Linked DNA regions of Homo sapiens: region 2 is linked to region 1. A link is a contact called in ENCODE Hi-C or POLR2A ChIA-PET data. All regions are on one chromosome and are shown on one strand. Each heading gives the region's core, a stretch centred on a gene start or an enhancer-like site at or near the end of the contact. The rest is flanking DNA. Distances are from core to core; before and after follow the strand shown. Region 1 has its middle 7.0 kb from the start of MOG. Region 2 holds the start of TRIM26 (tripartite motif containing 26).

What was found. A loop is a pair of places that touch in the nucleus more often than their neighbours do. ChIA-PET counts read pairs that join two places held with the same protein, here RNA polymerase II (POLR2A). Pooled maps may share reads with other maps.
Region 2: a map with no recorded cell type shows a loop between it and region 1 (19-fold over the local background). The contact joins the promoter of TRIM26 here to the enhancer-like site in region 1. A Hi-C loop is called at or near these places in 1 of 37 single-sample maps with no recorded cell type and 9 of 50 pooled maps. POLR2A ChIA-PET finds 5 or more read pairs at or near these places in 4 of 52 experiments (HEK293, PC-3, PC-9 and 1 more).

What each region holds. Positions count from the first base shown.
Region 1 is chr6:29,648,457-29,651,685 of GRCh38, forward strand. No RefSeq gene overlaps it. Among named protein-coding and RNA genes, the nearest start is that of MOG, 7.0 kb to the right of the region's middle. RefSeq lists an enhancer at 116-736. Within about 2 kb of position 1,700, at least 33 of the 41 ENCODE cell types and tissues checked have a DNase peak (open chromatin) inside an H3K27ac peak, as active enhancers do.
Region 2 is chr6:30,211,757-30,214,985 of GRCh38, forward strand. TRIM26 (tripartite motif containing 26) reads right to left here and starts at 1,650. Exons shown (of 10, transcript NM_003449.5): 1 at 1,549-1,650. RefSeq lists an enhancer at 1,981-2,869 and a silencer at 2,328-2,510.

The DNA of each region.
Region 1 (3,229 bases), core at 450-2,949:
TTAGGCCGGGCGCGGTGGCTCACGCCTGTAATCCCCGCACTTTGGGAGGCCGAGGCGAGCGGATCACGAGGTCAGGAGATCGAGATCATCCTGGCTAACACGACGAAACCCCGTCTACTTAAAAAAAAATACAAAAATTAGCCGAGGGTGGTGGCGGGCGCCTGAAATCCCAGCTACTCAGGAGGCTGAGGCAGGAGAATCGCTTGAACCTGGGAGGCGGAGGTTGCAGTGAGCTGAGATCACGCCACTGCACTCTAAGAGTGAAACCATGTCTCAAAAAAAAAAAAAAGTCAAAAATACTAATAAAAATACTAATCTCGTAGTTAACAGATTGCTGTGACCTAGAGCAAGTAAAGGTGTAATTATCAGCCTATAGGGGTTAGAGTGGCAAGAAGATGCCTGAGGGTGAGCCTACAGCCTAAAAGATAATAGAATACAAAGGCTGAAGACCTACAGGCAGGGATTCTTTGTCATTCATTCTTTCAGCAAACTTATTCTAATATGTATCCCTCACTATTCAATGCCCAGGAGGGCACAGGGAAAATAAGACGAAGTCCTGCCCTCACTGGCTAACATTCTAAGCACAGGTGCTGCACAAGAGGTGTTATGTTTTTTGGGGGAGCCAGACACAGGCCTAAGCACTTTATGTACCTTGTCTCATTTAATCCTCACATCAGCACCACGAGGTGACAGAATTATCATTTTGCAGTTAAATAAATTGATATTTCTTCATGGCCAGGTGCAGTGGCTCACGCCTGTAATCCCAGCACTTTGGGAGGCTGAGGCGGGTGGATCACCTGAAGTCGGAGTTCGAGACCAGCCTGACCAACATGGAGAAACCCCATCTCTACTAAAAATACAAAATTAGCCGGGCATAGTGGCGCATAGCCTGTAATCCCAGCTACTCGGAAGGCTGAGGCAGGAGAATCACTTGAATCCAGGAGGTGGAGGTTGCGGTGAGCCGAGATCGCGCCACTGCACTCCAGCCTGGGCAACAAGAGCAAAACTCCGTCTCAAAAAAAAAAAAAAAAAAAAGAGAGATTTCTTTAAGCTCTTTGCCTAGGGTCACAGGTCTTTCCACAGGACCGTAGACTAGAGTCAGATGTGTTCCTCAATCAATTAGGAAAGGGTGGTGCTGGAATTTGCATCTGAGTATTCCAAGCTTCTATATTCTCATATTCTGGAATGAGGATATTATGAGTCCTGAAACAACTCTAGAAATTCTAGGCTACATAATTATCCCTCCATAACGTGTTCTCTGCCAGAATAATAATGAAAAAAAAGTACTGTGGTGGCCAGACCCCAAGATGATTGGCGAAGTGAAAGTTGCCCAGTTCCAAAATGGCCACCACCGCACTTTCCTGGCGTCGGAGCGACTACGTAGTGACAGAAGGACCATCAGCAGGTGGGTGCTCACAGGGACTGTGCCAGTTGCCAAACTGGCCACCTGGGCCTTTCTTCTCCTGAGCAACAGCCAAGCAACATTATAGGCTTCAGGCCTACCTAGCCCAGGCTGGGTTAAAGCAGATAAACGAAGCGGACAGCGGAGGAAAAGCACGTAACCAAGTGCAGTGGGTCTGAAGCGAAAGGCAAGAAAAGCTCTGCCCTTAGGAACGGGGTGTCACTGCGCGGCTCGCAGGCACCTCTCTTTGACCTATTTATAATCTGCGCCTTATTCTCCGCCCCCAAAGGCTGCTGGCAACCAATTCTCGGTGGCGAAGTCGTGACGTCAGCTGTTGCGGGTCAGATTGGGAGAGCTTCCTGGTCCTTACCTAGCAAGATTCTGCCGCTAGGTGGCGAAAAGCGAAGGGGCCAAAGAAATGGAAAGAAGGCGAGGAAAAGCGGGAGAAGATGGGGAAGGAAAATGTATATTCTTGTATCATCCTACAGCTAGGCAAAAATATTAGGATAATGTGGCCTAACCTCCAGTTCTATGTTGGCTGGAAAATCCAGGAATGGGAAGCTCACTCCCGTAGTTCCCACTCATTCCCACCACGGTTGGACAGCTCTGAAGGAGGGAAAATTCTTTCTTTTGAGCTGAAATCTGCCTTCAGAGTCTTGCACCCAACTGTTCTACCCCACGGGGACCTACAGAACAGCCCAAAGCCTCTTACGCAGGACAACCCATAGCAGTTTGATTAAAATCAGCGCAAACCCATTCCCATTTGGTGAGGGGGGAGGGGGAGGGGCAAGCCTCAGTGCCTGACTCACTTGACTCACAAGAAGCTGAATGTTTTTCCTTTTGAAAGATAAAAATATTGGTGAATCTCAGACTAACAATAGGGAATACACAAAAATGGAAAAAATGTTGATAGATAAAATTTAAACCTTTGGTAGAACATAATTAGTTTTTTGTTCTCTACATTTTTCCATATCGTTTCTAATTTTTCTACACTGTATGTGTTACTTAAAGAAATAAACCAGTAGGCCAGGCGCGGTGGCTCACGCCTGTAATCCCAGCACTTTGGGAGGCCGAGGCGGGCGGATCACGAGGTCAGGAGATCGAGACCATCCTGGCTAATACGGTGAAACCCCGTCTCTACTAAAAAAATACAAAAAATTAGCCAGGCATGGTGACGCACCCCTGTAATCCCAGCTACTCAGGAGGCTGAGGCAGGAGAATGGCGTGAACCCGGGAGGCGGAGCTTGCAGTGAGCCGAGATCGTGTCACTGCACTCCAGACTGGGCGACAGAGCAAGACTCTGTCTCAAAAAAAAAAAAAAAAAAGAAAAAGAAATAAACCAGTATGGCCGGGCGCGGTGGCTCATGCCTGCAATCCCAGCACTTTGGGAGGACGAGGCGGGTGGATCACGAGGTCAGGAAATCGAGCCCATCCTGACCAATATGGTGAAACCTCGTCTCTACTAAAATACAAAAAATTAGCCGGGCGTGGTGGCGGGTGCCTGTAGTCCCAGCTACAAAGGAGGGTGAGGCAGGAGAATCCCTTGAACCCGGGAGGTGGAGGTTGCAGTGAGCCAAGATCGTGCCATTGCACTCCAGCCTGGGCAACAAGAGCGAAACTCCGTCTCAAAAAAAAAAAAGAAAGAAAAGAAAAAGAAATAAAGCAGTATGAAAGAGCAGCCCCTGGCTGCATTCACCACAGCACCCATGCTCACACATGCTACAGGCGCTCACTTGCTGGGAGCTGCCTCACATTGATTCGGATCAGTGTTCTCATTTCTCCGACCTACCTAGGAAGCATCTGGCTAAATTGATGTAAATTAGACAT
Region 2 (3,229 bases), core at 400-2,899, 560 kb after region 1:
GCAACAAAATTAAGTAGTATTGGATTATAAACCAAAGTATAAAATAAATGTCCCTGAGTCTACACTGAAATTAATGATTGAATAAATTAATAAATTGGGGGAAGAGAGAAACAAATCTTCCATGCAGAATAACTGCAAACAATAATATGTAGATACTTGCCCTCAAGAAGGGGGAATATAACTCTTGGCTCCCTAGGTATGGGCTGCACTTAGTGACTTCCTTCTAAAGAGGACAATACACGCAAAGAGTGGAAAAGAGACTAACTGTACAGTGGAGAAACCTGAAAAACACTATCTCACCCAAATCAATATTAAGTCATAAATCATGTTAGTACATGCCCTTGATACGATGGGATGATAATGGCAATCTACCTCTGTGGTCTTCCTCCCAGTTACCCATAAGCCCAGTCTTAGGAGAAAAACATCAAATTCCAATAGAGGGGCATCCTACAACATACACGACCAGTATTCTTCAATGCTGTCAAGGTCATCAAAACAAGTCTGAGAAACTCCCACAGCCAAGAGGAGCATAAGGAGACATGACAACTAAATGTAATGTGGTAACCTCCATGGGATCATGAAACAGAAAAAGTACTGAGGTAAAAACTAAGGAAATCTGAACACACTATGGACTTTGGTCAATAATAATGTATTGATATTGGTTAACTGCAACAAATGTACCACACTGAGGTAAGATGTTAATAACAGGGGATCCGGTTTGGAGCATGTGGGAAGTTTGTACTATCTTCTCAATTCTTCTGTAAATCTAAAAGTGTTGTAAGAAATAAAGTCTACTTAAACAATAAAATTGCAATTTTTGAAACATAAAAAGCCTATTTTTTTTAAAGGTGATTTTTTTGAACTTGGGGAAAAACATGTTAGGGATTATGATTTCAGCTAAGAGTTAAAAACAGGAGGTTAAGGCATGCATAAACGAATGTCATTCTCCCCTCTTTTGAAGTACACACAAATCGTGGGTCAAAATTTGAAATCTACTGGAGATTTGGAAGTGTGTCCCTCCCATTTACTCCACAGAGTTAAATTTACACTTTTTTTCTAAGGCCAAATAGGGAGAAAATCAGTAAGAAAAATGCTAATGAGCTGGAAGGAGTGAAAGCACAGCTCCAAGTATTTGTGGCTAAACCGGTTTACTCCGAACAAAAAAAAAAAAAAAAAAAAGAAAGAGAAAGAAAGCATGACACTTTGGTCAGGGAGCTGGATTAGTCGCCTATCTACCAGGCTCCAAGCAACCGGACGGTCATCCAGGCCCCGCTTACTTCTGGTTCCGCAGACTAGAATGGATGGGAGTCTGAGTAGGATACCAGAAAGCGAGAAAGACCCAAGAGGAGGGGGAGAATGTAAGGACAAGCAAACAGGAGGGATCTGGCTGGCAGGGAGGACGCAGCGAACTTGACCCCCTCCTGAGCCCGCCCGGGGGCCTGGCCCCGTTTTGAACCCGGGCCCGGCGGCTGCGTTGGGTCGCCCCAAACCCGGTGAGCGTACGAGACTGTTGCTTCGCTGTATGTCTCATGTGCACCCCCTACTCACCGGTCCCGAGCTCCGGGCCGCGAATCCCGGCCGGCACCCCTCCTCTCTCACGGCGGTCTGTTCCGGGTCCCGCTCCTGCACGAGCAACCAGCGCGACAGCTCGTCCCCGCCCCGTAATCTCCCGGCTATTCGGGGCCCTTCGCCGAGATTTCTCCCGGACCAGCCCCGGGATTGGCTCCTGCCGAACTTCGCCATCCAATGGGAACCTTAGTCTCTTTTACGTCACTGATCACCGGGCAAATCCCCAGACAGCCGCGGGCGGTGGGGCACCAGGGGCAGCGAAATGGAAACTGAAATCAGGCGGGACCGAGGCTGCGCCAAGAGCCGCAGCCTGAGTTTGGCGCGTAATTGGGGTGGCCTGTTACACGGTCTAAGGGAGTAAATGCTAAGGCTTAGGAGTCACCTACGTAGGACTCTTGAGAGGGCAATAATCCCCTTTCCACCTCTCGAGACCCCTCACTGCCCAACTCTGGCCTTATGCTGGATCAGGGTCCGAGGGCGCTTTGAGGCGAAGGTGGCGCTCGCCAGGTGCTCAACATCAAATACGAAGTCCCCGCCCCTAACGTGGCCTAAATTTGCTTCCAGGACAAAGCAGGATTTTAGCAAGCAAATACTCTCAGAGACCTATTTACGAAAATTATTACTTCCTAGGTAAAATAACGTTCAACCAGACAGCCATTGTCGCCATTCGACGGAAGGAAAAACTGAGGTTCCAGGAGCTTAAGGGTCTGGGCCCAGTTCAGGGGGGTTGTTTTCGCTCCTCGACGCTGAATTTAGAAACCAGAGGCTACAAAGCGGGCCGAGACTTGGGTTCCCCAGGTCCTTGGTGGGGAGGTTTCCAGGAGGCTCGGGCGCGCCCCCGTCCACGGCCCCGGAAGCTGACGTCGCCGAAGCGTACGCCGCTGCCCAGCCTGCGCTCTCTTCCTGCTCTGCCTGCAGCCGCCGCGTCCGGTCCAGCCGCAGGGCCATGCCCTGTGCTGCGGTTGCCGTGTCCCAGGCGCCGCCGCGTCAAGATCCCCGTCTTTCCCGGCCAGCCAGGCGGCAGCGGCATTCAGCTCGTGCACTGGGCTGGCAGCAGGCTGAGAAGAGGCGGCGCAGGTTCTCCGGGTCAGCCAGTGCCCTGCTCCTAAGGGTAGAGATCTAGCTGGGGACACTGGTCGTCCGCCTAGGCAGTGGTGAGAGGGTGGGCTACAGTTGTTTGGGTATTCATGAATGGAGGAGCTCAGGGTCCTAGACCCTAAAACCTGCTGAATCTTCACCCCTCCTCCGCTGGGGGTAGGGAAATTTGCACTGCATTTAAGCAATGTATAGTGGAGTGGGTGGGACATTCAGAAGAAACCACGCCCACATTTAACACCCGCGTCCTTCCCTTCTACCCCAGCCCAGCATTTTGTCTTTTTCCCCTTTGTCCAGCAGTATAACTCACGCTGCCCCTCCGGGCTGAGAGGAGTGTAGACCTCACCTGCTGAGCACAACTCTGGCGGGCCTGTGCTCTGGAGGTGGTCTCAGCACCTACCTAGACCCTCTTGATACCTGCTTTTTTAGTTGGTGGTGTGGGAAGAAAGTGTGTTTAACATGCTCCTTAAATAATGCTCTGCCGCCGAGCGCGGTGGCTCACGCCTGTAATCTCAGCACTTTGGGAGGCCGAGGTGGGCGGATCACGAGGTCAAGAGATCGAGAC